Regions from separate parts of the Homo sapiens genome. Here region 1 is linked to region 2. Evidence: chromatin loops called from intact Hi-C (ENCODE). Cell type or tissue: Caco-2. All regions are shown on one strand.

Region 1 (5,000 bases), 50 kb after region 2:
TACAGGGTACAGTACAACTACTGAATATATATATATTTTTCTGTACATGCTACATATATACACATACATATATGTATACATACATACATATATACATATATATGTAGCATGTATAGAAAAAATATATATGTGGCATGTATAGAAAAAAAACCCTGGAAGGAAATCTAAAATGTTGACAGTGGTTATATAAATAGTAAATGAGAGAGATCATGTAAAGTGCTTAGTGCGTGATATTCACTCAATAACTGTTAGCATTTTCTGTTACTGTTTCTTGAGATGGGATCATGAATAATGGTTATTTTTTCTTTATACTTGTTTGTATTTCCCCCACATTTTCTAAGATGAAAGCATAATTATGTTTGAACCAACACACATTTGTAGGACAGCTACCACGTCCTGGGAACTGTGTTGGCTGCTTGGCATAGACCCTGAACAGACAAGGCTGTAGCAGGAAGTGCAGGCTGAGACGACAGGATGATGTCTTTACGGTCGCTGTTCTTGCTTCTGCTTTCTGTGTTGTAAAATCTGTAGACCTCATACAATACACGAGATAAGCAAAATAGCCCCAATGGGCTTGGTATCTTCATTTAGGCTTTCAGATTGTTCCTCCCCATCATATGCTCTCTTTCTTTCCTCTTTACTATTCTTCTCTTACAGAGCACTAGAAAGAGGCATTAAAAACCATCTAGTAGGGCTGGGCACGGTGGCTCACGCCTGTAATCCTAGCACTTTGGGAGGTCGAGGCGGGCAGATCACCTGAGGTCAGGAGTTCAAGACCAGCCTGATCAACATGGAGAAACACTGTCTGTATTAAAAATACAAAATTAGCTGGGCGTGGTGGTGTGTGCCTGTAATCCCAGCTACTTGGGAGGCTGAGGCAGGGGAATCACTTGAACCCAGAAGGCAGAGGTTGCAGTGAGCCGAGATCACGCCATTGCACTCCAGCCTGGGCAACAAGAGTGAAACTCCGTCTCAAAAAAAAAAAAAAAAAGCCATCTAGCAGGTTGAGTGCAGTGGCTCATGCCTGTAATCCCAGCACTTTGGGAGGCCAAGATGAGCAGATCACGAGGTCAAGAGATCGAGGCCATCCCAGCTAACATGGTGAAACCCCATCTTTACTGAAAATACAAAAAATTAGCCGGGCGTGGTAGGCTGTGCCTGTAGTCCCAGCTACTCGGGAGGCTGAGGCAGGAGAATCGCTTGAACCCAGGAGGCAGAGGTTGCAGTGAGCCGAGATCGTGTCACTGCACTCCAGCCTGGGTGACAAAGCAAGACTCCATCTCAAACAAAAACAAAAACAAAAACAAAAACAAAACAAAGAACAAGTTAATGTAATGATGTCACATCTGTGTTCAACTCGGTTTAGAAAACACAGGTTAGACTAAGCATGGCTTTCTTTGCCTTTTCTCTCTAATGTGGGGCTGCTACTTGTTTATTTGTGTAGTCCTTTTTGAGCATTCAACAGATACTATATTTATTGGGTTTTTTTCATGAGTCAGACTCAGCAGACAGATGGAAGGAAATTCTAAAAGTCTGGGAAAAAACATCTTTATGTGAGAAAAAATTACAATCGACAAACATCAAGTACCCTTTCTGGGAGTGTTTATATTTAGAAAGAGGTTTCATTTCTTTTTACCTGAAAAGAACAGCTGTAATAGTGGAATTTCGGCCAGTGTGACATGTCAGGAGAGGAGGTCTATTTGGGGACAGGAATACCCTCCCAAAGTCACTCAAATCATGCAATTGAGGCAGCACTTTCCTTGTCTGGGCAGAGGTCTTTCCAAAGGGTGGGTCCCAGTGGCAAGATGACTTCCAGCTTCATCTTGAGAAAAGATGGAGATGGGACCCTTGATGGGACTTGACCCTTGTGTAACTTTGCAGAAAAGAGAAGAGAGCAACAGTGGGAAGAACTTGCTCCATTCATGGCCATCTGGGTGGTGGAGCAGGTGTCTCCAGGTGTGTTCAGGTTGCCATGTCAATAAGCACGTCAGCCTGCACCTACCCTGCTGTTTCCAGAGAAACCCTCTCCTCTTCCTGGTGTCCTTTGCTCTGGGATTCAGCTTCCTCTACCATGACTATGAGTGAGCACAGATCCCACAGAAATCCTCTGCCCTTGACCCGTTCTCTTAGTGTTTAGAAGCACATCTGTAGGTGGGAAGGAAAGACAGTGGGAAGGAATGTCAGATGAATGACTTCAAAATGTCAACCCAAAGGCCTGTTGCTTCCTAAGTAGGTGGCCATGGCAAATGCTTTACCTTCCCAGGCTTCAGTTTCTTAAATCTGAAAGTGAGGATAACGATAGAATCTTCAGAGGGTTGTGGGAGGATTAAATGAAATCACACATGAAAATGCTTTAGCACAGTGGTAAATGCTTAATTAATAGTAGCTTGGATCATTATTCATGCCCCGAAAATTCAGGATATAAGACCAATTGATTCTTAGGGAGGCTCGTGGACCTGGCATGCACCTGTCTCCCACCACTGGCTCCCTGGGAGGCCCACAGTCTACTTTGCATATTTCCTAGCAGAGAAGAGAAGTGGCTTTATCTGTGGGGTAAAGTCCCCCACTCCAGGAAGGAATTCAGGGGGTGGAACAGAATGGGTGTTGGATTCTGATCTCTGTGGATGACTCACCTGCTTTGGCTTGGAACTTGCCTTTGCAAAATGGGGATAATAAAGCATTTCCCCCTTCACTGCCCCTCCCTTGTCTCCCAATTTATGAGTCTGGCAGGAACTGATTAGCTTGTAAACTGTTCTGGTCTCCCTTGGAGAAAAACATCTGATGGAGGCGGTGAGGATGGTTACAGTTTTCAGAATTGAAGATTTCAAAGCAATGCTTCCCAATACGTGGAAGTGAAGACTTTGTTACATCTGGACTCAGGCAAGTGTAGGGTACAAATAGTATAGTATTACCTGGGAAGGTCAATCTTGGAGAACCAATGGTCCTAGGGTTAGTATTTGTGCCTGAAGCTATGTGGTAGGATAAATGATTTTCAGACCCTTGGCAACAAGGAACTTTTATTCAAAACTTTGTGGTTAGGGCACAGGCTCTGAGTTGGACTCTCAGGTTTGAATTCTAGCTCAACTGTTGCTAGCTGTGTGACCTTGCACCAGTTTGCTAATCTTTCTGAGCCTCAGTTTCCTCATATGTAAAATAGAAGTAATGACAATACCTAACTCATAGGATTGTTTTCAGTATTAAATGAGTTTTAAAAATCTAAAGCTTGAACAGAGTGTTTGACACAGCCAAAGGCTTGGTAAGTAAGTATTAGCTTTTATCCATCTATACATCAGCTTATCCATGTATATCATCATGATGTGGACTGAGCAGTGCTGTGTAGAAGTAAGAATCTGGTATTTGAAACAGTTACACCCTGAGTTCCAATCCTGCCTGACCACTCAGAAGTTTTGTGACCTCTGGGCCTTTGCACATACTGTCCCTCAGTTTCTGTATCTAATGGCTGAAAGATGATGATACCTAAATAAGCTGTATAAAATACAAAAACATCTTTAAAGTGTCAAAGAGCTAACAAGACACTGAGGAAGACTGGCTGAGATCTGGGAAAAGACAGGATCTCAGAGAGGTGAGCCCAATACTCCAGGCTGCTTTTGTCCAGGAACGTTGGCTGATGTTGAATAGGCACTAAATGATTGAGCTGTAATTTTGTCAGCCTGTAGAGATCTGCTTGAACTCTAGCTTGAACTGTGGCTAGTCTTTGAGTCATCAGGGTGGCCCAGAAAATCTCAATGTTTTGAATTTGATTAAATCATCTAAGACAGTCAGTAGCCTCAGGTGTTTGACAGAAGCTAATGACAATCCCCTTTGGAAGAACAGAACATCATCCTTGGCCTCAAATCAATAATTATGTTTTAAAATACAGTATCCAATAAGCAAGAAAGATATCTAGGCACATGAAGAGACAAGACATTGCCTTGTCACGCCTGTAATCCCAGCACTTTGGGAGGCCAAGGCGGACAGATCACAAGGTCAGAAGTTCAAGACCAGCCTGACCAACATGGTGAAACCCCGTCTTTACTAAAAATACAAAAATTAGCCCGGCGTGGTAGCGCATGCCTGTAATCCCAGCTACTGGGGAGGCTGAGGCTGGCAGATCACCTGAGGTCAGGAGTTTGAGACCAGCCTGACCAACATAGTAAAACCCCATCTTTACTAAAAATACAAAAATTAGCCAGGTGTGGTAGCACATGGATGTAATCCCAGCACTTTGGGAGGCTGAGGTGGGCGGATCACTTGAGGTCAGGGGTTTGAGACCAGCCTGGTCAACATGGTAAAATCCCATCTTTACTAAAAATAAAAAAAATTAGCCAGGGCTGGTGGCACGTGCCTGTATTCCCAGCTACTGAGGAGGCTAAGGCAGGAGAATTGCTTGAACCCAGGAGGTGGAGGTTGCAGTGAGCCAAGATCATGCGATTGCACTCCAGCCTGGGCAACAGAGCAAGACTTCATCTCAGAAAAAAGACGAGACACCATGAACAAGAGTCAAGAAAAACAACAGACAGCAGAAACAGATCCATAGGAACTACTGTTGATGGAATTAACAGAGACCAATCAGAAAACAACCATGCTTACTACATTCAAGGAGATACAAGTTGGAAGATGTTGTCAGAAAACAGGAAAGTGATAAAAAGTGATAGCATATTTGAAAAAGAACCAATAGAAATTCCATAACTGAAAAATATAAGAACCAAAACTAAGAATGCAATGGATGGTTTTAGTGTTAGATTAGACGCAGCTAAAGAAAAAATAGCAACGAACTGTAAAGGTCAAAACAGGTCAAAAGACAATCTTTTAAGATACAGTATGGGGAATTAAAAAGGCAGGAAATATAGAAGAAGTAAATGACATGAAATGTCTAACTTAATAATTGGAGTCTCAGAAGGAAAAAGACAAGGGAGCACAGGTTATGTTTGAAGATAATGACGAAAAAAGGTGCCAGAGGCCGGATGCAGTGGCTCACGCCTGTAATCCCAGCACTTTGG
Region 2 (5,000 bases):
TTCTTCTGCAGACTGACTCCAGTGAAGGGCTCTGGCTGGGCGTCTGGAGAACTAGAGCCTGTTTCTTCTGGGGATCATGAGGCCAGTGGAGTGGAGGCTGGCCTCCTCTAACAGTGGTGGCCTGAGCTCCACTCCATGTTTCCTGTCTGACCCCACTTGTAGGCAGAGCTAACGTGGGCACCACCCTCTTGGGCCTGACATCAGGACAGCCTCCCCGCAAGTTCAGACTGGCTCTTAGGTGGGAACGTGTGGTAGGAAGGCTCCCGACCACCTGGCCTGTGGCATTGCTTCTCCCCTGGCCTTTGGAGGGGCTGAGGCCTATGGTGGGATTTTTCAGCAGCCGGGATCCTGGACAGCTCCTGTATTCAGTCAGGGATATTGGTTGCAAGCAACAGAAACTGATTCAGGCTATCAGAAGAAAAAAAGTGAATTGTAGAGAAGGAACCTGAGACTTCAGTGAATCAACCAGAGGGGAAGCACCAGATGTGGGGACGATCTGGTTTGCTGCAGCAGCTGCTGCAGCCACTTTCAAATAGTCATTTCTCCTTGCATCACCAGCTCCAGATTCAAAGTACTGGAAAAGAGCATCCGACTGGAATAACTTGGATCAGGGGTTAATAATTGGGAACCCGGCTGCACAGCAGGAGGTGAGTGGCAGGCAAGCGAGTGAAGCTTCATCTGTATTTACAGCCACTCCCCATTGCTCACATTACCACCTGAGCTCCGCCTCCTGTCAGATCAGCGGCTGCATTAGATTCTCATAGGAGCATGAACCGTACTGTGAACTGTGCATGCGAGGGATCTACACTGTGCACTCCTTATGAGAATCTAATGCTCAGCATCTATTAATTTCCCTACCTCATCAACTAAGATTGAATATCCTGCTCAGGACCTGGCACAGAGCAGAACCTCAAGAAGTATTTGTTGAATAAAAGAATGGATGGATTCTAGATTCTATGGTGTGGGTTTTTTTGTTGTTGTTCATTTGTTTGTTTGTTTGAGACTGACTCTTGCTCCGTTGCCCAGGCTGGAGTGCAGTGGCACGATCTTGGCTCACTATAACCTCCGCCTCCCGGGTTCAAGCAATTCTCTTGCCTCAGCCTCCCAAGTAGCTCAGATTACAGGCTCATGCCACCATGCCTGGCTGATTTTTGTATTTTTAGTAGAGACAGGGTTTCACCATGTTGGCCAGGCTGGTCTTGAACCCCTGACCTCAGGTGATCCGCCCACCTCGGCCTCCCAAAGTGCTGGGATTACAGGTGTGAGCCACTGTGCCTGGCCTCCATGGTGTTTTGAATTCTCCATAGAGTTCTCTACTCTGTGGAGTGCTCCCAGAGATACACCCTCCCCCACTTTAAAAAAGTGATTTCAAGATACTCTAACAAAAATATAAAGTTCATGGGAACACCTCCAGGCACATTCAAGAGCTTGGATCTGACTTCTGTTTTTAATGAGCTTGATGCTTTTCCCACAGCCAGAGAAATTGCAGGAAAGTCCTTCCTTCCCAGAACGGCTCTGCTTTGCCACAGATAAAGAATTATTTGTTTTAAGAAAGCTTGAAAAACTTCCTCCAGTCATTTGAAAAGGGGTTCCAACAATGAACAGGAGGCCCCAGCAATAAATCAGGTGAGGCAAGGAAGTGGCTCTGGGAGATGGGACAGGTAGATTCCCACAACCCTCTGTCCCAGGCACCCACTAAATCAGGAAGTTGTCACTGAATGAGAGGATGCCAGTGCTTCTTAATTCTTCAGTCTTAGGGGCAGGTGACCCACATAACTTGATCACTTATGGTGTGCTGCAATGTTCCATCTGGTACAGCAAAGTGACTCAAAGCCCAAACTCTGGAGTTAAACTCCTACAGTCTACCCTTGGCCCCACCACTGTCTCATTGTGTGATCTTGGGCATGTTCCTTCACCTTTCTGTGCCTCGAAGTCCTCACTGATAATTTGAGAACAACAATAGTACCTCCTTTATAGCATATGTGATAATATATGTAATACACTTTGCAGGGTGCATTTAGATAATGTCAACAATTATCATATTATTGAGGATGCTGCTGGTGCTGAGGCTGATCATGGAAAAGGTGAATTCTAGTGCCCAGGTTTATTAAATGTCTGTTCTCATCATTCCCACTAGGGATTTCTAGAACTCAATCCCATCTCTCTGTCTCTCCCTGTCTTCCCCTCCCTTCTTTATCTCCTTAGTGCTCAACCATGGATTATTTCGCTGATTCCCCAGCAACCCTAGCAGGTATGTATCATAACCTCAGTTTCACGGATAAGAACCTGAGACGTAGAGAGACGAAGGGACTTGTAAGTGGAGAACTGGAATTCAAGCCAGGTATGTCTGCCTCCAAGGCTGCTGCATGGGGAGATGGACCTGATGGGAATGAAATTTGGCCTCTCCCCATAATTTCTTTTCATCGTTAGAACCTCCCTCTAGGACCTAGGCTCAGACTTCACTGCCAGACTGGCCTGCCCTGGACAACACTCCACACTCGACTGGCTGCCCCCTGCTGGCTGTCAAGCTGAACAAGCCCCAAGAAACCCATTTACCCAAGGAGGCCAATGGTGGCCAACAAAAGCAGTCCATTAGACAGTGGCTGCTCATCCAGCAGCACCCTGAATCCTCACGGAGGCCCTGGGAAGAGTGTATCCCCCACCTGCCACTTTACAGGTGACCAAACTAAGGCTCAGAGAAGTTCTGTAACTCCCTTCTGTCGCACACCAGGTCAGAGCTTGGCTTTGAGCCCCGGGCTGGCTCTCTGGTTTGTCCAATCACATTCTTTTGCAGGATGTCTATTTCCTCCTCTGTGTCTATTTCCTCTGCTCTCTTCCAGGGTGGCCTGGGTTGATTCTGGCCTCTGGTGCTCTCTGTTCCCATGCTGCCAAGGCCAGAGGATGACTGAGACCAGCTGAGCTTCTAAAGGGCTGGTGATAGCAGTGTCCGAACAACTTTGCCCAGGGGGACGGAGGGCTTGGTTGGGGGCCTACCACATGCCAGGAATGAGGACAGGAAATCTCACTATTATGAATCACTCTTACAAATCTCACTATTTTCTGATTTTCACAATGTGAGATTCAGGGAAGTAAAGAGACCTGCTTAAGGGCAACGATGGGGCAGGTGAGGTCTCAAACCTGAGACTCTAATGTTCCTGCTGGCCTAACTCACTGCAGAGGAGGCTAGAGCTGGGAGGTAGAAGTCTACAGGAGAACCATTCTATTTTTATCATTCTCTTTTTTATCTTTTTATTTTTTAATTTTTTTTTTGAGATGGAGTCTTGTTTTGTCAACCAGGCTGGAGTGCGATGGGACAATCTCAACTCACTGCAACCTCCACCTCCTGGGCTCAAGTAATTCTCCTGCCTCAGCCTCCTAGGTAGCTGGGATTACAGGTGCCCACCACCATGCCTGGTTAATTTTTTTGTATTTTCAGTAGAGATGGGGTTTCACCATGTTGGCCAGGCTGGTCTTGAACTCCTGACCTCAAGTGATCCGCCCGCCTCAGCCTCCCAAAGTGTTGGGATTACAGGCATGAGCGACTGCGCCTGGCCTATCATTTTCTTTTCTTTTCTTTAGCATGGATGACAGATTCTAAAATTCTCCGGCCTCTCTGAGCAGCTGACTGCTGGAATTTGGAGGCTCCTGAAATTAGTTTCCTGTTCTCTCCATGCACTTCTCAAAAACCCTCAAGTGGTGACCAGATCCCCACTTATTTGGGAGTTGTACACAAAGGAAGCAGCATCATGAGGCAGAAGGAGCCCTGGGTTATCTCGAGGGAGCTCAGGCATTGACTGTGCAACCTTAGGCAGGCGAATTCACCTCTGTGATCCTCAATCTCCTCCTCCGCAAGAGAGAGATAGTAATGGCCTGTACTTCATAAGGTTATTGCGAAGATTAACTAGTGCATGGAAAGCAGTTATTGCAGTACTTGGCACAGAGTAAGTACTGGATAAACAAGTAACCACCATTATTATGGTAGAAATGGTGTCATTAGCAACTGAAACATTGGGGGGAGGTTTTGATCTTGGCGAAGGGTCTGAGAAATATTACAGATCGAATAGAAGGGAAGTGAGTTGGGAGGGAATGTTCCTTGCCTATCCCACTGGCAGCCATCCCAAACTGACATGCCCGGGGCCAGCTCAGGAAATGCCCAGTGACCCTCTTCAGCTTGGGAGACATGGTGTTCTTCAGGCCCACTTGGTCTGGCTTAAAGCCGTGGGTCTGTGCATGCCCACACACACTCATACTGTCTCAGCACCAGTCGCCATTAGGGCCAATGGCATGGGTGTCGGACTTGCCCTGAGACAACAGCACTCCTCTGAGGTTTCAAGAATGTTTCCCATTTATGGGGCTTTTGGAAGGAAATAGTATGTCTCCTCCCATCCTCTGCTCATCTGCACTCCCACATAAACACCCGGCTGAGGCCTGCCCCTGGCAACCATGGAAAGTCGTTTCCCCCAGCCAATGCCTCCCCTGTGTTAAGAAGCAGACGTGGTGGAAAGAAGGCACGAAAAAAGCTTGCGACTCACAGGGTGAGGTGGGAAAAGTGGGGTTATTGGTGAGGACCGTTGCATTTATGGGGCCTCTTATCTTTATGACAAAAGCTTAACTAGTACTTGAGATGCAATAACAAAGACGGTAACATCCATAAAGATCTAGTTCTACCGTGTGGGACTGTGCAATAGATGGGCAGCTGGCCCCACTGTATGTGGACTGCAGTCCTTGTAACCCCGAGATTTGCTGCTAAGTCAGGGCCTAGTGGCACGGAGTGGGGAACTCCTAGTGAGGATACTGGGAGCAATTCCCAAACCCTGCCCTCTCCACCCCTCCCCATCTCTGCCAGCTAAATGTGGGACTCCCCCTGCAGCTTCAGAAACACCATCCCTTCACACACATTTTGTCTCCCCAACCCTAGGGTCAACTCCATGGGAGACCTAAACAACCAGGACACTTGCCGAGGCTAGGCTGGGCATGAGATGCTCAGTGTTAGAGGAAGC

The links. Hi-C counts contacts between places; a loop is a spot of excess contacts. Peaks named below come from ENCODE experiments on the same cell type or tissue, not always from the same donor. Only the 100,000 strongest peaks of a DNase experiment are listed, where the experiment ranks them.
Region 1: a loop joins it to region 2, with 1.9 times the contacts of the local background. A loop is called at or near these places in 7 of 110 quality-filtered maps.

The regions. Positions count from the first base shown.
Region 1 is chr1:19,858,611-19,863,610 of GRCh38, forward strand. It overlaps LOC105376823 (a long non-coding RNA gene), which reads right to left. Exons shown (of 3, transcript XR_947028.3): 3 at 1,601-2,145. Among named protein-coding and RNA genes, the nearest start is that of OTUD3, 21 kb to the right of the region's middle. In Caco-2, no CTCF peak of the experiment used is centred here; a DNase peak (open chromatin) is centred at 2,601.
Region 2 is chr1:19,808,903-19,813,902 of GRCh38, forward strand. No RefSeq gene overlaps it. Among named protein-coding and RNA genes, the nearest start is that of RNF186-AS1, 3.0 kb to the right of the region's middle. In Caco-2, a CTCF peak has its summit at 2,504 (motif pointing left); no DNase peak of the experiment used is centred here.